2 separate regions of the Mus musculus genome follow, and region 1 is linked to region 2. Evidence: chromatin loops called from intact Hi-C (ENCODE). Cell type or tissue: heart. All regions are shown on one strand. Each heading gives the region's core, and the rest is flanking DNA. Links, peaks and the distances in the headings are about the cores only.

What was found. Peaks named below come from ENCODE experiments on the same cell type or tissue, not always from the same donor. Only the 100,000 strongest peaks of a DNase experiment are listed, where the experiment ranks them.
Region 1: it touches region 2 in a loop (1.8-fold over the local background); 5 of 42 quality-filtered maps call a loop at or near these places.

Annotation. Positions count from the first base shown.
Region 1 is chr1:169,999,568-170,012,111 of GRCm38, forward strand. It overlaps Ddr2 (discoidin domain receptor family, member 2), which reads right to left. Exons shown (of 17, transcript NM_022563.2): 3 at 7,195-7,297; 4 at 5,506-5,737; 5 at 5,088-5,235; 6 at 4,597-4,702; 7 at 2,262-2,445. Among named protein-coding and RNA genes, the nearest start is that of 3110045C21Rik, 36 kb to the left of the region's middle. In heart, for the core only: no CTCF peak of the experiment used is centred there; a DNase peak (open chromatin) is centred at 7,034; H3K4me3 peaks cover 699 bases; H3K27ac peaks cover 2,082 bases.
Region 2 is chr1:170,050,848-170,063,391 of GRCm38, forward strand. The region is part of intron 1 of Ddr2 (discoidin domain receptor family, member 2); the gene reads right to left. Among named protein-coding and RNA genes, the nearest start is that of Ddr2, 32 kb to the right of the region's middle. In heart, for the core only: no CTCF peak of the experiment used is centred there; DNase peaks (open chromatin) are centred at 5,554, 6,984, 7,394, 8,694 and 1 weaker place.

The DNA of each region.
Region 1 (12,544 bases), core at 3,042-11,041, 50 kb before region 2:
TAGGTTTTTCAGATGTTCTGAAATCTACAAAGAGTTGGGTAAGTACCCTGCAGGGAAGGTAATAATCTTTCCTACAGATGGTTCAAGAATTCTTCTGGAACGCAAATAAATAGCAATGGATTTCATTCCAATGTGGGCTTACATATTTATTTATTAAAATAATATACTTTGAATGCATGAGTAAGCTTTAATGGTTTATTTTAACCCTTCTTCAAAGCAAGAGATGAGGAGTAATTTGCCTCAGAAAGAAACCTGCTCTATAAAAGATATTAGTTCCCTGAAAGTAATTTTTCACTTTTTTTTCCCCATGAAAATTAAACCATGTGGAGGATATGTTTGCCTGAAGAGGCTGCCCTAGATCTCCTACTTAGAAACTTCTGGCTTCTTGATCTAAACTCTTGAATCATTTTGATCTGTAATGAGCTAAAAGGAGTTCTGGAGATTCAGGAAGATCAAAGTTTGCTGGTGAGATGTTATAAGATCCCAGATAGTTTTAAAATTTGTTTAATTATTTGTTAAACTACAAATCTTCCCCAACATGTATAAACTTACAAATTTATGTGTATGTTCACAGGTATATTAAAAAGTAATACAAAAATAATTTTTTCTCTTACTGAATATTTTTGTTGCTATGCATACTCCTTCCTTTCCCCTTCCTACTTCATATCTACAAAAATCTCTGAAGAATAATGTGTTACATGTAATTGCACACCCATATGTTTTACACTTGCCAAAGACCTTCCAACAACAAACCAACAGAGTGGGCATATGTTGTTCCTTCTGTCCTCATCTTAAATGTTTTGTTCATTTAATGAATAAGTGTTAATCTGGTTAAGAGATAGGCATTAACATCTGAGAGTAATATAAAAGACAAGTATTTTTTTAAGCCTAGTTTGTGTAAGGAATAAAATATTTGCCCTAGAGAGAACCCTTAATAATGACTGATGTATATTTCCTTCTTCTGGGTCCCATATTATCCCGCATGCATTCTTTTGAAAATTAATGGTGCCTTTCCTACTGACCTTGTGACCAATGTTTCCCAAGATAGGAAATATTCTTTACTCAGAATCTAGCATGCTGTGCTCCAAATATAGTTGTGGAACCAAAACAAGCACAGATAAACAGATAAAATTTAAATATATAGTATAATTACGATCTCTTCCATTTAACCCAGGAAACAGCTATAGACTGAAGACTACTGAGGAAGGCTTACCAAGTTTGTAGATTACTACTACACATGAATATAAATATGAAAAAGGGGCAGATAGGTGAACATGCACGTGGAAGACCAAATTTATTTGTCCACCCTTTCCTGAGACTTTTATTGAGGTTTCCTCATTCTCTTTTATAGACCATTAGGAGTTTATATACAAACCATATAAGATCCTGCAGCCTCAACCTACATTGAACACAAAGGCTTTCCTTCACACCCCTGGCCTCTACTTTTCCCTAACCCTACAATTTAGATTTAGCATCCAATCTAGTTACTTTTTGCATGAACTTTTCTTCTTTCCCATGCCCTTCTCTCTAAAACAGACCAAGGATAGAATGAGGGCAAAAGAAAATAATGATTTAAACAACATACCAGGAAACCCTTTATGTTATAACAAAGACCTTATCAAGGGTGGCATAAGGATTTGGCTCCCTGGTAGGGTCTTACTTCAGGCAAAATGAGATCTAGGACTTAAAATTCCTTCTTCAGATCTTGCCACATATTCATATTTGAGGTGACCCATCACATGACAGCCTTCTAGCGCAGCCTTGACCAAGCCATTGGCTTCCATCCTACCACTCACCAATGTCCACTTAACTGTTCTGCAGTTATGTACTGATGAAATAACTGTTATGTCTGATTGGATGAAAATGTTTGGCTCTGATGTTGGAAAGGAAAGAATGGAGGGAGGGAGGGAGGGAGGGAGGAAGGAAGGAAGGAAGGAAGGAAGGAAGGAAGGAAGGAAGGAAGGAAGGAAGGAAGCAAGGAAAGACGGAAAGAAAGGAAGAAAGGAAGGAAGGAAAGAAAGGAGGGAAGGAAGGAAGGAGGGAAGAAGAGAATAACTCAATAACAATGGGTCTAACCTGTTGTGCAGAGTTAACAAATGAAGAAACAACCTTTAAAAGTGATGTTACTCTGAATTCATCTATACTTGTAGTAGTGGAATATATTTTAAAATCTAGTTCTGTCAACATCAGCTCAGGGCACATCGGGCATTTTCCCCCCAACACGATAATTTTGAGGTTCTTGAAGAGAATCTACCACTGACCTTCATGGTAGTAAAATTCCTGATTCGGTCAAATTCAAACATGATCTCAATGAAACCGTTGGTAGCACTTTCGTTCCGCCATCCCACGTAGTCATAGCCAGGCCACACGTGGTATTCATGGGTCTGGGTAAAATCATCCAGGCCGGATACTCCATCAGTCAACTGGCCTAGCCCTTCAGTCATGCTGCTCAGGCCATGGGAAGAGGAGAGAAGAGAGAAGCCTGGAGTTACTCACACATCCACAGAAGAACTTTTCAGCCCATTGCTTCACTGCTGGATTTTGAAAGAGCTGATAACTATAGAGGTGGAGGGATTAGGAGAAATCTTTCAAATGCACCTTATCTAGTGGTTTCCTTTTCTGAATTGTGCAGTCCAGGAAGGGATGCAAATGCGTCCAACCAGTATTGGTCACTGATGGGTCAAGGGCTGTGCTCTTCATGTTCTTCATTAGTTCCCCCACTAATGAACTAATTTAGATGCCATTGATAATGGTGAACCATTATACCAAGACACCATATTAATACATATAGGAAAAGACACAAGGGGAAAACGAAGGCTTGTCATACAAACTAATAAAACAGCACTTCAATGGTTTTTCTGCTAATGCAGTAAACACTCGTTATTTTATAACATTTGTTGATGTGAAACTGAGTTCTCCATTGATTCAGGGAAAGAGATCATTAGGGTAATATTAATTTGATTTAGATGCTTGTAATCCCCCAAATGAACATTTCTTCCCTATTTTATTTCCAAGAGTACCATTGTGGCCTTGGCTACTAGTTCATATTTACATCATAGAATCTGGGATTTTAAAGTATGCCCCACTAGAACTCACATCTAATCTTTGTCAGCTACTTGTTTAATCTGCCTGAAGCTCAGCTCCAATCACATCCTTCCGTAACTTTAAAAATCATCAATGAATTACTATATTAAAAGGAAATTACTGTGCTAAAAGGAAAACTGCTCCATCCCCACCCGACTTCTTGATATCCTTCTTACTACTCCTAGCATTCAAGTCTCCACCACCATGAACATTGTTATGCTATAACTTCTCCTGCCAGGAACTGTGAACTAAATGGAATCTTCCTTCCCCAAGTTGTTTATTGTCAGGCATTTGGTCATAGCAATGAAAAAAAGCAACAAATACATAGAATAATCAATCTTCTCACATAGCCATTGACCCAAACTATGAATGCCTTAAGCATGAGACCCATGGCTTCATTTTTCTTAATTACCCACAACACCTAGCCAACTTCTACACACATAACAACTGACTAGCAAAGATCCAATTGGTATCTCATTTCCTGTGTGCTTTAGGTCTAGGCTAGCTAGGGTGTGACTGAGTCAAACATGTGAAGATGATGTAAGAGAGTGGAGAGAAGTGACTGACTAAGCAGATGGAAAGGAAATAAGTAAGGCTAGAAGACTGGATGAATTGAGACTTCACCCAGGGGCTGGCTGATGAAGGAGATAGTTCACTCTCCACCCTTGAGCCAGTAGAAAGGCTGTCTGTCATTCTACAATCTGCTTCCTGAGACTCACTAATATGTTTCTTTTTTGGCCCCTAGAAACTTTATTGTTGGATCGATATTTCACAATATTCTTACAGATAAACACTGAACTAAGAAAGACAAGGATTAGCAATGGACCAGAAGAAGAATGTAATGATTGAATGGATAGGCACATGTCTTTCCCAGCTCTGTACCCCAATGTGTCTGGTGATGTTTTTCTACCACAGCTCTTCATCTGTCCACTTCAGGCCTCTCTGCTGCTCTCACCCGTTTCTGCCATAATTAGACCAATGTTCCTCCATTTCTTCCTCTCCACTCCTCTACCTACTGTTTCCTGCTTTCATTAACATCTAATCCTAAGAGCTTCTCTTATCTATTGCAAGCCTTAATAGCTCCTTCTTTTCACAGCTTCTAAAGTACTATATTTATGGAGTTCATTGTTTCTTAACTTTGTGACCTGACCAATCTTATTTCTTACTTTGTATCTATAGCCAAGTTAGCCTTTAGATTGGAATATACATCCTCATTTCAGGATATATAACTCCCACACTTATAAAAATATCACAAAGTTTAGCTATTCCTTTGTGTAATTTTTCTCCTGTCTACGGTATTACTATTTTGTTTTCCAAAAGTCAACTTCAAAATGGAGATAAACACCATGCAGTTTATATATGTAGATGTAGAAATAACTACATCTAAGTTATTTCCGTGTATCACACATGTGCAGAATACTGGTGGATTGACTGACTCTTTGATTATTGATGGAATATTTGTTATGGCCATTTCCTCTATTCTGGTGGTTATTTAAATCTCCTAGTATTTACCTGTACCCAACAGCTCCATCATAGACAGAATCATTCAGATAAATGATGGAGCCTCCAGGGAGTACAAACTGCTGTCCAGCTGGAGCATTGTAGGATACCAAGCCATCTGCCAAAGGAAACACAGTGGTCAGCGTTTGTGATAAGGAGATGCACCTGCTGCCTAACCAATTAGCCTAGGGAGCTACTTAAGCTTCCAAGGAAGTATGAGCTTGTCCATCATGTCCACTGGGTTTCAATCCGGGTTAACAGTTGAGCACTGTTGGGAAGCTCACCACAACAGCAGTTACCTGAGTAACTCTGAATATGTCATTTCCACCACAGGGCACCAAGCCCTGGGTAGATGGGTGTGGCTCATTCTTCTCTTTTAACCAAAAGGAAATAATCTCATTCCAAAGGGGAGTGATTTCATCCCTTTCTGAGTTGGTGGTTTTTAGTTCTTGGGGCTTGGAAGTTTCTCTATGGTTCAGAAGGTCTCTGTGGTCGAGATTTACCTAGCCAGACACAACCATAAAGCTCAACCCTCATGCACACGTTCATGGAGTGGTCAGTGACTGGGATAAGGCGAACAAATCTGGCGACGATGGGTGGCTCCAAGTCCTTCAGGAATACATCATAAGGGTTACTGTTTCCATCAAGCACCTAGGAGAGATATGAGAAGGAGCAGAGACCTTTAAAATCATGTTCACCTTTCTTCATGAATCATGCATTTGATGGACACTTTGCTCCTTGTTCATGAGCAGAATATAGTCACTCAACTCTCTCAGCAGAGCTAACAGATCCTCTGTGTCAACTCTGAACTGACACCATGCCACATTTACAATGTCATATCGGGCTTGAACATACACAGTTTGAACTATTGACAACTATTGAGTCCTATATTCCCCCAAAGCGTGGCCATTTTCTTCTTACCTGCTTCCCATGCCGGTTACGCCAGGAGATCCAGCGACTGCCATCCCGACTGTAGTTGATCTTGTACATGGGTGCAAATTCAATGCCATGACCCCCTGCATGGCGCCCCTGGGTCCCCACAAGAGTGATAAAGTGTAGGGTTCGCAAGTCAATCTGCAGAAATTCCTTCAGGTCATCGGGTTGCACTGGAATCTCAGGACACCAGGCTCCATCTCCTTCTTCAGAGTCCAGCCTTGAGAAGAAGGGTAGGGAAGAGAGGGAGCAACTGTGAAACAAGAGACACTCACCAGCTCACAGTAGGCAGCTGCCCTGCGCCTGAGGAGAGAGTGAAAACCCAGCATCTAGTCCAGAGGGACTTGGGGGACCTCCCCATGGTGTCTGTCTGTCCTAACCATTTCCATTTGTGGTTCGTTTCCTGTCTCTGAAGCACCACACAGCCCAGGGAGAGTCACCACAATGGAGCTGGGGCCTTCCAAAGCACATGTAGCCTTTTAATCTTGATTTAGAGAACTCTAGGGAAATGAAACCCTTTCCACCCATGCTCCTCTGTGGAATTCTTTCACCCTGCCCACGTCCATTCCTCAGCCACAATCTCACAGAGCAGGCTCCTCCTGGTTTGGGTATCAAGTTATAGGAGGGAGGAAGGAGTAGGGAGGAAAGGTAGGTCTTCAGTGTGGGCTATGCAGTATGGTGGAATGCTAGCCAGCAGAATGGGCATGGCAACCCAGCAAAAGCCATGGGAGCCATGGTGAAGGTGAGGGTGGAAAGCCTGTGAGGGAATGACCAATAACCTGGGTTCATTTACTACTCCAGGCTAGACCGCCACTGAACGGCATTGAGAAATCACTCTAAGGTTTATTTGAAGTACCCTCTGAGTTTTCTCCCTCTTCCCTAGTACACTCCCTTTCCTCGCAGAGCTTACCCACTCATTTCTCATTCCCCCCATAACTCCACACTACTCTCTCCTCTCAAACACTAAGACAGGTATGATGAGGGAGGTTATGGGGGTCGATTGCCTCATGTGTGATTCCATTTTAACAAAATCAATACGAAATTTACATCAAATAATTAGGTTCTAGCAGGAAGAAAAGGGTCCGATCATCAGCGTAGCTTCTGAGTTGGGAGTCTGTTCATTTAGGGACCTTGGGAATTACATACTCCACATAGAATTTGCTCTGTTTATAGATGAGGATGGCCCTTCTGTGTGAGGTTTCCTTGAGGGAAGGAAGAACTTACTGGAAACCTCAGTGTCTGGTTTGACCATAGACACTCTGCCCAGTGGCATTTCAGATACCTCCTGAGACGCAGGCATCACTCACTGCCAGTGTCCTACATAATCTACACCTCTCTGTACCTGCGCCCTTGGCCTTTCTCCTACAACGGCCCACAGTGAGGTCCGGTAAAGCAAATCCACTGCCTATCAATGACCCCATTCACAGTGGGTGGTGTGGTTCTGAGGCCTCTGTGGTTGGGAAGAGGTTTCCAGGCCAGTGACTGCAGCCAAGGCTTCGCCTCTCTCTGAAACATTCCAAGCAGCACAAACCCCTTCACATCTCGCTTCCAGTCTTGCAAGCTCTCACCAGCACTAGCCCTTCCCCCAGCATCTTGAGTTGTGGCTGTGTAGCCATTCCCTCCTCCCCCTGCTCCCCTCCCCCTGGCACTTAGGCCTTCTTGACAAAGCTATCTCACCTCCCATATTTGGCAGCCGTGGATTCTGACCACTGACTTGAGGCTGTGATGTCCTCATCTGGAATGTGGCCTCCTGACATGCCCAGAGGATAGCGGCATATGGCTGGAACGAGGAAACAGAGAGAAAACAGAGAATGTGCTTTCAGTTTTAGTCCAGAGTCCCCAAGAAGGTTGAAACTGGTAACAGAACAGGAAATAGGGGACTTGAAATCTTCCTAGATCCCTCTATGACCCAAGTCCAGCCACACTGATGCTACAGAGCTTTTTCCTAATCCTAATATCCAAATACCTCCAAGATTTAACCAACAGCCAAACTTACATTTTGGCCCAAATTCTGACTAATGTAATATAATTTAATGTGCAAATTTCTTCTTGTATTGAGTAATAACCCCAATAGTCCCAGCCTTAGTTCCTTACTAGCAGATTTACATATTAAATCAATTTCCTAAAAGTAGCATTATCCTTGTAGCCATCAGGTAGCCCTAGATGGGTAGAAGCACTCTGGTTTACTAAGGAGCAGATTGTATGAGACTGTGAAACAGCTCAATCCACTGTCCCGTGTTAGTACTGAGCATGCTGGTCCTGTTAGAAACAGTAGTTTCAGGGATGGGCTTCACTTTCAACAAAGAGAATAAGACAGAGCATATGAAATTCCCTATGGGAAATAATCCAGCTTTCAAACAATGGGCACCAGACAACAATGGACCACCATCTTGGAGAGATGGGAAACAAAGGAGCCAGCAACGCCCCGACAGCGCCCAGTTACAGCAAAGGAGTGAGAGCTCAGGCAAGATTGAGTGGACTTCCAGAGTTACAAAGACAAAACAAGTAACTATAAACACTCGGAAGTCACCATAGTCTACGAGATAAAAGATGAGTAGGAAGATGAAACGAAATGGAATCATTACGACGAAGGAAAAGAAAGAATGGATGTTTCTGGAAAGCCAGAAATTTTTCCAGAAATATAAAACCACAAAATAACAAACAAACAAATAAAAAACCCTAGAGTATTCTTTTAAAAGGAGAACAGACCTAGAGGTATTAGGAGTTTAGATATCAAAATATATCACAAAGCTGTAGTAATTAAAGTAGTCCTATACTTAAAAATGTGACCAATGCAATGGAATGGAGAGCCCAGACATAACCTCACATATATAAGGTCAACCCATCTTCAAAATAGGTACCAAAAAATGCACAGGGGGCGGGGAGCATAGTCTTGTCAATCAAGGTGCTGAAAAAAATTGGATATCCATATTTCCAAGAGAGAAATTGGACCCTCATGTTACACACACACACACACACACACACACACACACACACACACACACACACACGCACACACGCACACACACACACTGACACTGAATGGTACCTCCGGGCCCATCTGCAGGAGGCAGAGAGAGGAGAACTAGGGGCTGCTCAGTCCAGGTCGTGAGCAAATGAACGCAAAGAGAAGCCACCACTACAGCTCCCGCAGGAGGCTGAAGGCCTGAGAGACCCTCATCTCCAAAGCCTGAAGAACCTGAAGTGTGCTCTGAACAACTGACAATGAAAAGCACACCTCACTGAGAGCAAGAGTTAGTCCCATCTTTGCTTTTCCTGTTCCATTTTGGCCCTGAGACTCTTGCCTGATTGCTGCCTACATGTGAAGATCTTTGCGACTGTAACTCTAGCGTATCTGAAAACTAAACCCAGAAGCTGCATGTTGGTGAAGATGCAGTTATCCTGCTGTGGGTTTGGCCTCTGAGGTCCGCTCCCAGATCCCATCCATCCTGGACAGAGAATGACGCTCAAGGGCCCTGCTGACAGCTGCAGCATAGAACATCCACAGTCCCATCCATCACATGTGTCCAGATGTGGGGCTGTAAATGTAACGAGAACCTCTGTCCTCTGGGACACGTGAGGTAAGCCAGACATTGGGAACAGCCAACAAGGTGAGTCATGATAGTATCATAAATAACTTCCCATCGTGGGGCCTGCTGGTCTGTGGGACAATAACCAAGACACTGCCACTGCCACTACAATGCATCTCGGTAGGGTTGTATTTCTAGGAATCCTTTTTCTGTCATGTTGTAATTGGCTCCGTGCAAGAATTTTCCCCTACTTAACAGATATAGAAAAATGAAGTAAACGAGATCAGAAGTGTGCCTGACAGGCAGGCAGAGGGAGTGACGGAGAAAGACCACATAGGACTCTGCTATGCAGTGTCAGAGGACTGCTGAGTTCTTCCCAGAGACTTAAAGATGTAGTCTTGGGAATTCATCCAAGGGAAACCTTGAGTCACGCAGATAACAAATAGAAAAGGATTCCCCATAAATCCGAGAATTGCTTACTTTATTGCAATCTATCCATTCACGTATAGCATTAACAAATGTGCCCATTAGTGAGTGTTCTTGCATTTATACAATCAGTCAGTAGTGAATAAGTCATAAAATGATTTCTCTCCTAGACCTCCATTATGGTCCAAGAGACAAATGGTAGACAACAGGTATTCAGACATCAAAAAGATACAGTTGCTTTCCTATTTGACAGTTGCTATCATGGTCTCAGAGAGTCTGACAAAGTATCAAAAATACTAAAATATGGTGTCAGGATGCAAGTGACAGGTTCTTCTAAGAAATAATTTTCACTGTGAATTTTCTAGCACACTTGTATCTCTTGACCTTCCAGAGCATAGTCATCATATTGGATTCCTGGCCGCTTTCAGCCTTGCTGACTCACAACTCTGATTAGGTGTTCAACATACACTGGACAAACAGCTAAGTAGGAAAAGGTGGAGAGCTAGGTAGATAGGTGGAAATGTCCAGACAGAAGAATGAAAACAATTCACTTCACATGTTAGATCTTGAAGGGCAAGTGCAGTAGAGGCTTTCTAGGTCAGAACCCCCCAAGTGAGTTGTCATCTGTGGGGTTCAGCAAGTATTTGTGAGGCAGCAGCTTGCCCAACTGTCTTTCATCAGGCAGTGACTTAGTTCAACAGTGGGTGTACATTATGTGTAGGAGACAAAGAGAAGCCACAGCATAGACCTTAGCACTGCCGGATAACTAGTCACAAAGATCGACTGAGGAAGAGTTTTGGGTGTTTGGTTAGAAGAGCCTCCAGTGACTATCGACCTAAGGGATGACAAGAATCTTGTTCTGTTCCATGATGTAAACTCACAGTTCAATGTCAGAGTAGGTGCTGAGCCACAAGGGTCACTGTAGATTTCTATTCACTAGAAGGGGATATTTTCTGATGGTTGGCTGAAACAGCTGATAGTGCAAAGCCCTCTACAAGCTCTTTTGTCTTTCCCTGCACATGCATACCGATAATAAAGTTTAACTTAGAAACTAATCATAGTGAGAGATAAACAATGCTTAATAATAAAATGGAACAATTATGATATCCCAAGTAAAAGTTATGTGAATGTAGCTCTCACATGTTTATTAAATGTTTATTTTGTTTATGTGTGCGTGACTGTGTACACACAAATGTATGCAGATGTGTGAACTTGCATGCACTGAGGCCTGAAAGGAGTGTTTAATGCCTCTGGGCTGGAGTTACAGGCAGCTGTGGGATGCTCAGCTTGCTCTATGGGTGCTGGGATCTGAATGCAGGCCTTCATGATGCAAAGCAAGGTCTTCTAATCTCTGAGCCATCTCCCCAGCCTCTCTCCCATCTTATTGAACCACACCCACTTGCCTCCAGAAGGCAAAACGGTGCTTATATACAGAGATAAAGTGCAGTGAATGACAAGCACTGGGTGTGACGGGTGGGGGGGGGGCTCAAGATTTAGTTCTTTCAGTCCCAATCACTACATTTAAGATTTATAAATTAGTCCTGACTTTGTCCATCTAATACTTTCAGACTGTGATTGACTACACAAAGAAACCAAGGGATGCAAAACCCCAGATAAAGAATGACCAACTTTTCAGTCATCCTACAACAATGGGAGTTGGGCTAGTGATCTAGAAACCAGGTCCAAGGACTACAAGGTTGAAGACAGGGAGGTCAGAGACAAGAGCTGATAAAGCAGCAATGTAACATAAAATAAGTAAGCAGAGTTTCTCCATGATTCAGTGTTCCCAGGGGCCTCACAGGAAGGGCAGAGGAAGAGTGCGAGCTGATCTTGGATAGCCTTACCCATCCCGCTGGGTCGTTGGAACCAGAAGAAGCCTTGGCCCAGGGAACCCAACGTGGCGCTTCTCTGCAGCCCCGGTGTGGTTTTCCTATTGAATGTGCCTATTTTGGGTAACTGGTGGAAGGGATCTCAGCTATTTGGGAAGATACAGAACTGCAACATTGGCTCAAATCCTAGACATCAGGACTCCTTTCTTCCAATCCCCCGCGCCCGTTCCCTGGATTACACTCCCCTATTCAGTCCATATCCTGAGATATAAAGAAATATGTACAGAGAGCAGCCTGTCACAGGAAGCAAAAGTCACTGCAGGAAAAAAAAAAATGCTTGCTGAGTTGTCTTGGTGGTTTCCGGATGCTTCCGCTACCCACCAATCTCCTGACAGAGATGCCAACGGACTCTTCCAGTTTCCCAGAGTGGAAAACTACCAGCATCAGCCACAGTAGGCCCAGCTGAGAACTCTGTCCATCCCAAGCTCCAGTAGGGTTGGCAAGCAGACCGAGGAGAAACAGCTGCCACCAGGTCCCAGCTTCCCAAGGCTTACTTCTCATACTCTCGAGCCAAGGCTGTAAGGCTGAAAGCATTGCTTGTTCCAAGATGTTTACCCCCGACAGCCAGCTCCAGCCCATGGCCTGCCTGTCACTGAGTATGCTACATACGGCTTCCAGGAAAACACAGGGCACATGAAAGGTCTAAGCACAGAAGTATGACCCCTGGCTCGCCCCAGGTACACGTTTGATAGAGGGAGATTATCAGGGTCAGATTATCATAAGCCAGTCTAATGATCTAAAGATATATCTATGACTACAAAATTTTAGATCCAGGGAAGAAATTTTAACTCACTGAACCCTAGAGTTCCATACTCGATATCAGAACCTGTAATCCTCAGAAAGGTGAACTGACTCGTTCAGAAACTCACAGACGACCAATGTAACCATGACGGAAATCCAGTGTTCTCAGCCCTGGTCCTTCTCAGGCCACCTCAACCTACTTCTTCCAGTTCCAGAAAGAACAAGCCTAGTCAACGGTGTCACCTGGGCCTTGCTCCCCACACACTGCAGTGCACAAGCAAGACTATTATTAGGTCAGTCATTTTCTTCAGGCTCTGGGTTTGTTACACATGGGTCTATTTCACAAAGACTGCTTTCCCTCATTCGATATCCTCTTAGGAATAGATAGTTTCCAGAAACAAATATTAAAGACAGGAAAGAAAATCTGAATGCATGGGCTTT
Region 2 (12,544 bases), core at 2,015-10,014:
GAAAATACATTTTAACAAAATACAGAGAACAGCTTGATGGTATACATCATCCAGATGGATAGTTTGCAGAGGCCAGATCACAGAACCACAGACACCCTTACAACACTCACCAACAGCAAAACCTCTACAGTCTTCAAAACCATCAATTAAGACAACTGCTGGAGCCAGGCCTTTGGGACAGAGTAAACTGTGTTTCTTACTTGAGTGACATGGGGAAGTAGGAGCAGTATTTATCCAGGAGTAAGACAGAATCAAGTGAGCATGAGCACCGCCATCTTTGATGCCTGGCCAGCCTCAAGGGTGCACATAGCAGCAGCAGAGGACTAACAACCCTCAGGACTAGCAGAGCATCCACTTGGACAGCTTCTGTTCTTCTTGAACGCTTTATCCCACCAACCTCTGCCATTTGATCACTCTGCCTTCCTACTCTTCTCCCTTCTCATTTTCCTCCTTCGTTGATGCCAGCATCCTGTTTCATTAGCAGTGTTTTAAGAAGGACCAGTCTCAGGCAGATAAACAAGTGGACAAATTACAAACATCAGTGACTAACAAACCATCGAGTTCTCTTTTCGGTCTCAAAGAGGATGTCCTTCATTGGTAGTTGTTGTCACTCTTATCAATAAAGGTAGGTTCTCGGGGTTAGAATGTACAAGTCCAGTACCATCTGAACCTACAACAACACGTCACAGGTTTTAAGTTAGCAGTTGACATGCAGGCTTTAGAACATGATAGCTCATCTTCAATGTCACCTCTAGCCTTGCCTGCCTGTATTATTGTAAGCAAACCTAAGTTTTATTATCTAAAAGTGGAATGCCAATGGCAGTCCTGCCTGAAAGGACCAGCCTCAGGACTAAATGAGTTAATCCTTAAAGCAGTTCTTGGCATCAATTCTTGTCGACTCTTATTACACCTGGAGCTGTTTAAATGACTGGAACCAATCTCATTTCACAGCAAATGCACTCTGATTCTCGCTCATACATGGTGGAGGCTCATACATATTAAACAACCTTGACATTACAACACACCTTGGCAGCAGAAACAAACACACCAAAAACAAACAGAAAGCCCATCCCCCTCTGCTCTAATAAGAAGCAGTCCACGTTAGCATGCAGAGCTGTCAGAGTAATCTCTTACCGGGACTTATTTTCCCAAGTATGTTTAAGCCTACACTCATTAGAAACGTGGAATACTTCCACTGTCAGCAGATGCTGTTGGGAGACTCTATAGAGTTTCACTTTTGCCTGCCAAGGGGTTCTTAGGACCTGGATCTTATGACTTCTCTAGCAGACCAGTTAAACCCAATATTTGGGTTGTTCTCTAAACTGCTGGGGGCAGGTCTTGGCTCTCTTTCAAATAGTCTGGAATTCCACCCTTTCCAAGACATGCATCTTCTAGCTGGTTAACCCCAACCCATGAAATCTCTGAAATTCGAAAACAGAGAAAGAGTTGTCACAAATGTGCTCTGAAGCTCCCCTAATAAGACCTTAATTCAAGATCTAGCTAAAATGCTCCATGAGAATGGAAGATCCACGGAAAAGGCGGGAAGGCACAAGAAGAGGGGTCCGACATAGCAAGGCAATGGAGATACTAGGTCCCCAGCACAAAGCCAAGGCATGTGTTCAGTAATGGGATGGGAAGAGACTCTGCAGCCCCAAATAGAAGACTAACACAGGCGGGGTTTTTCAGCACCAAGGAGACAGAGGTGGCTGAGTGAGGACCAGGGGCAGGGAAAGGCCCATAGCTCCCTTGGGTCTCTGCAGAAAGAGCTAGGCAAACAGTAGGGGTGTGGGTGGAGAGGAGTGGGAGGGGGCCTCTCTTAAGAAGTCTGGGTCTTGGCTCCCATCAGGAGGGTACACCTGTCAATTATATCTGGGTCTAGGGACTCAGAGTTGCCTGACCATCCATCACCTTCATCAAATGTGCATCCAATCAGTGTCATTTTTCAAACCCTTTCCCAGATCTGGCTAGAAGGGCAGCAATGAAAGCCAGAGGCTCAGACTAAAGCCAGCAGAATCCCAGAGCTCTGTGGCAGGCTCAGCTTATGAAATAAGATACCCAGAAAGAGAAACTGAGGGGATAGTCACAGCCAAGCAAACACACCCTCAGCCTGTGAACTCTGAGCCCAGAGGCCTGAGAGGGTAAAGGGACTTCAGGGAAGGGTGGCCAGATATTCCTGCTCAGTCCATCTACAGGGTCATCATTTGCCCAGTGTAGTACTGCCATGCCCACATTTCCGAGTGCTTCAGTTGTGAACTTCTGCTAAGTGAAGCCTATGTTAGTGTTGCCTGCTGTAAACGATGCAATTTCCGTGTCCCCTGTGGGTCAGATGCTCTGCTGGATCCATGGAATTCACCATCCCCTTCTCCCCTGCCCTTTAAACAGCACAGGAGGACAATGGATGCACGAGGTATCCATAATCTACAGCAATAAGCAGAAGGAAGATGTGCATAATTCCAGAATGAGTTAGCTCATATGCTTTCAATATGAGAGATGTAGAACCTAAAGACATGTGCTCTGGTACATTTCAAGCCAGAAGCACTGGGTTCATTAGCTCAGTGCTACCACTGACCTGCTGTGTGACCCAGGAGAAATTACTTGAGCTCTCTCAGCCTTAATTAACCTGCAAGATAGGATGACGATGTGGACCCCTCATGATGATCATTAGACTTAAACAATACAGTCAGCTTCCAGCAGTTTGAGATCTGGCATGTAGCAGTTGCTCAGTGAGTGGTGGCTATGAGCAGAGTATCTGATGCTTACGTCTTTACAACTCAGTTAAACTTGTTGAAGTGAACTTCCAAAGACACCTCAGACAAGTGACAAGCCCCTACCTAACTTTCTCCCACTCTCGTACCTCACCGTGATTGAAAGCTTCATCTCTCACACAATACAGAGACCTCCCTCTGCAATTATTTAATAGTGATCAATCCCTCAGGGCCAGGAACTGTGCTAAATACCCAGAATACAAATTGATGCAGTCACTGCCCGTTCAGCCCTTTAGAGTAGAGTGGAAGGTTCAGAAAAGTAATTACAGAATGATATAAGGAGGTAACTCTGGGGAAATGCTGCCAGCCCATGAGTATCTGATCAACCTCAGAAGTGTTTGTTAGAGTAGCTTCCTAGATGAAAACAGCACCCAAGGTGAGCCCTGGGGTAAAACTAATGTCACAGTGAGCAGGCAGGCAAACAGTATGTATATATGGGTATAGGTATATGTATGTGTGCATGTACATGTGGATAGATAGATAGACAGACAGGCAGACAATTTTGCATACAAAAATTTTCACTTGTATTCTTTTGAGTCTGGCCCCTCTGACTCACAATTACATCTGTGAGATACACTCATAATATCACATAGCATGACACTCAATGTTTCCTCAAAGCTGTATGGCATTCCACCTTGTGACTAGTCCACGACTTACTCTCTATTATAGATCAGCATATGGTTTTTCCCAATTTGGAATCCTTATAATGACAGCATATGAAGGAGCAGTCTAGAATAAACCTTTAGGTAACACACGTGCCATATTTTTACCTATATAAGGGAACAATTAGTGTGTACATGCATAATTTTAATAAATACTACCAAAAGGCTTATGGAAAGACTGTACCAATTTTCACTCTTATTGACAGCTGTTATTGTTACTCTATAGCTCCCTTACTCTTGTCTATATGTGGTTGGGAGAGTTCTTGGTCATCCTGAACCCAGGCCCGTATTGAATGGAGGACCATCCATACCTCCTGATTACGCCATCTTCCTTTCCCATTTTAACAGTAACGTGATGAACCCAAATGGTTCACTTCACTACAGTCCACTGTGTCACTTTTCCTTTCATGTCTGAGAGTGGGAATTGTGTGCACAGGAAGGCTGAACAAGGCAGGGAGATGGAGATGGAGGGAGAGCATCTTCTGAATGAGGAGCCTTCGGAAGCAAGAGAAGTTTATGTGCTCAGGACTGGACACAACATCCTGGGCTGGCCAGCGTAGAAGGTTTGTATCAGCCAGTGTGGGAACGAACCTAGGAGGGTGAGATGTAGCTGGTCTGCCAGGAACCTTGAAACCAGTCCAACGCCTTTTCTCTTGGCTTGAAGGCAGAGAGACTGTTTTGAAAGGTAACTGTCTCCCTCTCCCTAGAATTCTTCCTTACTATCCCAGCTGCGTTAGTCTGAACCACCTGGATGTGTTCACCACATAGGCGAGTCACTGTCCCTTGGAGAAACTTTCTATCTGTTCATCTGTCTCTGAAAGCAAACACTGGCTGAAGGTTCAGGACCAGCTTTTACAGGCTCCTAAGTAATGATTCTTATATATTCAGAGATTCTGGCAGACAGCAGACATCATGACAGTAGTTCAAATCACCATGATTAGAGTACGCACACAGGAGATTTGCCGAAAGCTACACACCAGGGCTGAGTACCTCTTCTGTAGGATCCATTCTTTAACCATTGCCAGCATAACCCCAGTTATGAGCATCACCCATCTCTTGATGCTTATCACAAAACATGTACCTATGTCAGTGTTTGTTGAGAAAATTCATAGAGAGACTCTCTTGTGTACTGTTTGGAAGCATCACCAATAAAAAGCTGATGGCCTCTTAGCAAAAGGCAGGAAATAGAGGATGGAACTCTTTTGGTATTCTGCACGCTAGAGAGAGGTGGGAGGATTCGCCCAGAACTCTGAGGAAGTCAGATGCATGAAACTGAGAAGAGGTAACGGGCAATGTGGCAGACATAGACTATAATAAATGAGTTACGTACGTTACATGCTAGTGGGGGCTGGGGGGGGGCAGAGCCTAAGCTTAAGGTCATAGCATTATAATTATTAATAAACCTCTGAGTCATTATTCAGGAAATGGAGCACAGGTGGAGAAGCTTGTGTTTATAAAAACTGTATTTTTTTTTTTAACAACTCATTGCACTGTTTTTAAAAGTCCAGGCATGGGCGAGAAGGATTGCTCAGCAGTTCTGCTTTTCCAGAGGACTCAAGTTTAGTTCCGAACACCCATCTCAGGCACTCATAAACAAACAACCTGTAACTTCAGCTCCAGGGGGATCCAATCAATCCCCTCTCTAGACGACACAAGCGCCTTCCCTCGTGCGCTAGCTCCTGTGTGTGTCCACACACCCCTCGACGCACACAACACACCACACACTTAAAAAAGTCTTTAAAGAAGCTAAAAAGCCAGGTTAAAAAATTCCTCTAGTGATAATCATGAGGCCCCTGCTCTCTCCTCTTGCAATACAATCAGTATACCCTGCTCATTACCGTCCATGGTGATTGGCTCCTCATACTTTACAAGTGAATCTACGAAGACTTTCAAGAACAGCATGGAGTTACACGTTACTAAGTGAGAAGCCCAGACCTCCGGAGATATTTATAAGCCATCTGCTGTCCCTAAGAGGTCCGTGAAGCAGCCTTTCCCATGAAAGTCTAGAGTAGAAACAGCCCAGGCATTTCCTAGCGCCAAAAGCACATCTAACTCATAAGGCCCTTGAGCAAAGAGCCTGTGGGCCTGCTGTGTCAGAGTCCTGGGCATGTCCCTCGCTGCACACTCCCCAAACAGGATGGGGAAATGTCAGATGGCTCCAAAGCACATGATTCCCATCACCAGTGTCCCATGGGGGGGATGAGGTTTTCAGTAAAAGAAATGAGCAATGCTTTATTTGCTGCACAGTCCCCAAAGCCAGGACTGGGTGAGAGAATGAATATAAATTAAACAGACGCAACCCCAGCGGCTCAGAGCAGTTAGAGCTATAACGGTAGATCCCTTTGTTTTAGCGTGAGAATAGCACCCAGGGCTTCTTAATGAAAAGAATGAAGGCTGTGATGGGGAACAGAGTGGGAGAGAGACGAGGGCCTGTGTGATTCAAACAAAAATTATTCAACATCAGAATTGTTCTCATTTTATTTTTAGTCACCATAAGCCACTTACTTGGAAATTGCAGAAAAACATTAAGGACGGCATAAGCTACGTTTATAGGTATCTTTATAAATAAGACAGGCACGGGCTTCCAAAAGGGTGAGAACTACTCATCTGTTTTTCATGCTTATCTGTTACAGAGGCAGAAACTGAAAATCCAACAATGAGATCTGGAAGAACCTAGGCGGAGCATACATGTATCACAGTAGTAAATAGCCAGAACTAACAAGCTCTAGCACACAGTAGGTCTGCTAGAAGTAGCTATTGGATAAATGGATGAAGAGGCATGAGTCAGCCTCAGGAAGAGTTGGCCTTCGTGTCCCAAACCCAAGCCCAGAAACCCTCCCACTGGAGAGAAGAATGGGCAATTAGAAAGATGGTGTCTGGAGCCAGACTGCCCCAAACAGCCCCCTGCTTGCCAGCTGGATGGCTCTAAGTGGCTTTTATAACATCCTTGAACTTCGATTTCTTCTTCCATAAGATGGTTGCCCCCTTGGAAGCAGTCAGAACATATGACAAGGTGGGACTACATCCTGTGTCCTGTGTCCTTGCTAAACCCCTTGAAAAATTAATCTAAAGACAAACCTTGGAGAATTGCTTATGCATGGCATTGCATTTTTTTTCTAGTAGCCTATCAACTTCAATAAAAACCAAAGTCTACTGAAAATGTAAATAACCTAAATGCAACAAGACACTCTTTAGGAAAGTGCTTTGTCTGCACTCTAAAGCCCCAACTGCCTACCAGGGTGAGCCAGCCTGGCAGTCAGGAGCGCAGAGTCTACACCTTAACTCCCTCAGCTTAAGCTCTGACTCATCTCTTTGTTTCTTATCAGACGAAATACACATATCTTTCACTCTTCACTTGTGCTGCTTTGACTGTAAATGAGACTTGGAACTTTCAGTAACCCCATAGGGTCATGGCAAGGAATAAACACTGGTGACTTGCTAGAAGTGCAAGCATTAGCCGTCGCCAGCATAATAAACAGCCTCGAGAGGTCGTGTGAGTTTCCGTAAATCCAGCTGCATGCTGGAGAGTGGAATTGTCTTGGGATTGACTGGTCACCCTAACAGACCACATCACAACTAGAGCCAGGGCCACCATCCGAATCCACATGCAGTCCTGACCCCGAGCTGAAGAGATGTACCAATAACTAACAAAGCCAACACTAGTTACTGGAATAAAGTCCTGTGACAAGAGGCTTGAATTATGGAACCTGGGCCACACATCAGAAGTAGAGGCTATTATTTGGAGAACATTTGAGGGTAATCTAGGGGACCAAGTCTTCGAAATCAGTGGAAATGACTTATTACAATCCATTGGCATAAGACGACATCATCCAGATCCAGCCAAACTAAGACGGGCAGGCAAGTGTGGAGGGATCACTCGCATGCTACCCCTGCACACTTGGTACTTCCCCGAAACTTCTCCAGCCAGAGCTCTGGCATAAGCAACAACCCAGTTCAGCCCAGGACAGCTATGGGACTCGTGTCTACTGACGCACCCTGGTGCCCCTCCTCGGTGAGTCATAGCAGTCTCCTTGCAGGCAGATTGAAAACCCACGCGGATTTTTTTTAATAGAGATAGTGTGTAAATGTTCCCCAGCTAACGGAGCCTAAAATCAATAAACTCAGAGAATTTATGGGGCCAGTGTTGTTTGTGGTTAAGAGCCTGGGGTTTGGAGCTGCCTTCCAATCTTGCCTGATCTTCTTGTTTATTTTGAGGCAGATCTTTAACCGAATCATATCTCCGGTTGCCATATCAATAAAATATAACAATTGTATTTTACCACACATGGTGTTTGCAGTATTGAGTGAATTAACATGGGCAAACACTTAGGCAGTACCCAGAAAACAGACAAGTTGGCTTGGCATACCACTTACACTGGTTGGGAAAGGTATCCACACAAATGGGGAAGGGGGAAAAAAGACAGAAAAGAAGTGTCACACTGGACAGAACAAATGGACAGCCATTTGTGTATGCTAATATTTCCACTGTGAAATATACTGTCTCATTTATTTCATTTTCATAGACTATTTTTATTATTTCAAAATTTCATACATTGTATTTTGATCATATTCCCTTGTTTTTCTACCCCTAATTCTCCCAAGACTTTTATATTCTCGCCCCTCCCAACTTCCTGCCCTCTTTGTGTTTTCTTTAATAACCTACCAAGTCCAATTTTATATGGCCCATAGACCTCTAGGTGTGCGGCCATTCCCCAGAGCATGGGCCAACCTAGCAGGGACCACACCCTTTAAAAAATCTAGTTCTCTCTCCCTCTGAAACCATCAACTGTAAATAGCTCCGCAGCTATCTCTGGGAGCGTGTGAGCATTCAGGCTAAAATGTTGAGTGGCTTGGTCTTGTGCGGGTCTTGTGCAAGCAACCAGAGCTACTGTGCATTCATGAATGCAGTGATCCTGTCATGTCTGGGATACAGTTTCCCTCCTGTCCTCCTTAACCTCTGGCTCTTACAATCTTTCCATCCCCTCTTCAGAGATGACCTCTGAGCCAGGGTGGACATGGAGGATACAGACACTCCCTATGAAGCTGAGCACTCTCTACACTCTAATCAGATACGGATGTCTGTTTTAACCACTGTCCACCGCGCACAGAACACCTCTGATAAGGTCTAGTTCAAGTGCTCCCTTTCCTAAAAGCCCCTGAGAACCAGTCCCAAGGCAAAGGCTTTGGAGACAGCCTCCCGGCCTTCATAGTCGTAATGCTGAACTCAGCCACTGAGTCAGTCTCAGTCTAGGTTTCCAAAACAAACCCCATTGAACTGAGTCGCCCTGGAAACACGCACACTGGGTTGCAGTTCCAAAAGACTGTGAATGAAAACACCAGATGGTTAGCTAAAGCTGATTACCCTAACCACAGGAAGGGCACCCACGAGAGTGTTACACAGTGCTGGCCCATTAATACTTACGGGGCTACTCTGACTCCTCCCTTTCCATCCTGAGATTCAGTTCTCAGGCCCTAAAACTGCTGAAGGAGGTCTCAAAATACAAAACCCACTCTCATCCCCCATGATGGGTTAGGCACACTCCACTGGTTCTGGTCTCCAGCCATCTGCCTCATCTCCACCAGAGATCTCAGTCATAACAGAGCACAGGTCTCAATGGTACCCATCTTTAAGGCCAGCCCTGGGAGAGAACACAGGAGGATGAGGGTGGAGGGCTCACTGGCCAGTCAGTCTAGCCCAAAGAGTAAACTGCAGGTTCAGTGAGATAATCTGTCTCAAGAAATAAAATAAGTTGGAGAACAACTGAGGAAAATATCGAACATCAACCTCTGGTATCCTTGGGTACATGTGTGGGCATGCGTACCTGCACAAACATACCTTCATATACATGCATTCGATACACACATACCAAAGTGGTGATGATGATGATGATGATGATGATATAGAACTAAAAATAAATAAATAAAGACTTGGGGTACCCTCCACACATTCCTAATCTGCCACAGTCACTTTGGTGACTAACAAGCAAGTTCTCAGCACCTTATGAGAATACATCTAAAAAGCAGCACAGGCCTTCCAGAAGCCAGGAGAGACAATGCAAAGCATTGGCTGCCATGGTGGCCCCAACTGTTGCTCAAGATAAGGCCACTGGGCACACTCGGGAGAGCAGAGTTTTGCCAGGGTTCCTGGTTCAGATAATACCTTGTCTCCATTTCCCCTGCCACACCCAGCATTAAAGGACATCAGAAAAGTGTACGTCTGTCCTCCTAGAGACGACACAAACCTCACATTTTACTAAACATAACAAGACAGTGGCAGCTGGAGAGCCAAAGAAACCCAAAGCCTGACAACCATGCTGTTTCCTTCTGGCTCTCATCTACCACTTCCTGTCCAGCCAAGGAGCTCTCTTCTGCCCCTAACTGAGACCCCTGCTTTGTGCGGAGGATATTAGCAAAACAAAATTAACCTTACTGAGGACATCTTGACTCTATACGCCTAGCAAGCCAGAAGGCTAAAATCAGTTTAGCTAAACACATGTCTATGATCATTGAGGATGCTAAGTGTCAGCTGAGTACCTAGCAGAGCTATGGATAGCACAGGACCATAGAGGAAACGCAGCAGTTAGGACCTGGCCCTTTGATTTGTTTACCCGTCACTTTGCTTACCCGTCTGTTCCAGAACAGGATTTCTGGTACACCGAATCCCAGTTCTGCCATTTAATATCAGGGAACCTTGGGCAACTCAGCTTCTGTCTGTCCCTTATTCCTAAGTGAGGATGGGGATGTGCCTTCATCACCATTTGCTCCAATGGTTCATTAATGGAAAGGGCTTAGAAAACTGCCCACTGCTGAAATGTTCTCAGAGGACACTTTGTTCCTAGGAGATCCCAACGGTGTCCCTGTCAGTAAAACTGCTTCTCCACCTCAGAAGTATGCTGCCTTCTAGGAAACAAAGGACCTCAGCAGGCACCCGTTAACTTCCTCAATATGTAGATGGGAATGGAGTTCGGGGACACCAGTTCACGGATCTATAACTACACCTTGTTACTAGGAGCCCTGGGAGGAGACCCAAGGCCTGAAGTGCCCCGCGAATCTAATGGATTATAAATCATTCTGTTAATTGGCCCTGAGACATACTTACGTTTCAGTGACTAAAAGAAGGGGGATGGGCACCGTCACAGTAGCATCATGACATGATTTATGAAGACAGTACTTAAAGGCAAAAGCCGCCCACCCCCGCCATACATCATACAAATAGATTAGATTGCATTCATATATCCCCTCTGCTTCATGCATAAAAGCTGAGTATAGCTGACTTCTTTAGATTTCCCCAGCAATCCTATGAGATAGATATTACAGTTAACATAATGATATTGAGGCCAAAAACCAAAGCAGGAAACAGTTAAACAACAGGTCAAGGACGGCACTAACAAAGGTGAAAGTAGGATCTAAACTCCAGCAGAAATCCATACTTCTAACCACTTTGCTATAGTGCCTCGTGAGTGTGACCTAGTTGAGATTTAGAGATTGCTGTAGCTTTAAGCTTCAAGTTTCCTCGCTTGATTTTAACCATAAGTATTTATTACAGTAGCCTCAGAAGATATCACTGGTGCTGAGGGAGCTAGCTGTGTGTGTGTGTGTGTGTGTATGTGTGTGTGTGTGTGTGTGTGTGTGTGTGTGTGTGTGTGTGTGTGTGTGTGTGTGTGTTCCATATTCCTTTGTGGTTTTTGAAGATCTTAAGGGCTCACATACTATGAATTTACATGTCGTTATCTTTGTCGGCATCTTACATGATTGGCTGGTTGTTTTGGATCACTTCAAGATCTTCCTGCCCATACAAGCAGAAACAAGCATCTTTGAGCCTCCCTTAAATTGCTATAAACTCTCTTGTTTCCAAACATTCTCAGAAGTTACCTAGCCAAGCCATGAACTTTGAGTCTTCAGGAATTCTCAAGGCAGCTCTCTAAAATTAAACCCCATGGTCCATGCTCTTCAAGAAGGACAGTAGAAGATTTTCCACTATCATCCAGGAAGAAAGAAATGAAAATGTATGCCAACGTCCTTGGCATCTGACTTCAGAAGATTTACACAGCCCCATTTTCTTTTTCTTTTCTTTTCCTTTTTTCTCTTTTCTTTTCTTTTCATTTCTTTTCTTTTCTCTCTCTTTTTTTTGGCACGAAATTTTAATTTAATTGATTAGTGGTCTAAATTAGACTGAATTATAATTGAATATTTTCTCTTTTTTTGTTTATTTTTCTTTAAGGTTGAGAATTTCACATATATATAATAAAATACAATTTGTATACCCCCATCTCCTTCTTCAAACTCTCCCCAACACAAAGCAGCTAATTTCTAAGCACAGGTTTAAAAACAATGAGTAGTTCTACAAAAGCGTTTCCAATAAAGTTCTTCCTTAGAATGACAGTCAGTAAATCAGTTAACCTTTGGGGGGAAAAGCTAGATTTTTTTTAATTAGATATTTTCTTTATTTACATTTCAAATGTTATCTCCTTTCCTAGTTTCCTTTCAGAAAAATCCCCTATCTCCTCCCCCGGCACCCTGCTCCACAACCCACCTACTCCTGCTCCCTGGCCCTGGCATTCCCCTATATTGGCACAGCCCCATTTGCTCAACATATTAAGTGTTTTGGTATGCAGAGTTCTTTACTCTTAAAGGATGAAGGAAGAGGGCGGGGCTTCTTCTGGTAGAAGAGAAGTTGAGTCAGAAAATGTCAAGTGACTTAGACTCACCAGAGACATAGACTTACGATTGATTTTTTTAGCTTTCTGAGCACATTAGCAGCTCAAGCAGTGGGGTACTTCATAGATCTTTACTTGTGTTTATAATGCCTAGAACTTTTGGTACTGTGTTGGAAAGGAAACACAGGCAGGTGTCTTTGTACTCCAGTGTTGGGAAGAAAGCACCATTTCCATATGCAAAGTGAGCTGTAGACTTTTGTAGCCGCTCTTTATCAAGTAATTGTCCTCTACTCTTTACTTAAGGAGAGATTTCATTGAATGTTCCAATGATTGATTTTTGACTTCTGGCAAATTATTTTGTGAATCATTTAAGAAGGTCATATAATTTTTATATTTAGCCAATATTGTATGCTTGGAATGAACACTCTGAATGTGTTCAATCTCTTTCTACATTCAATTT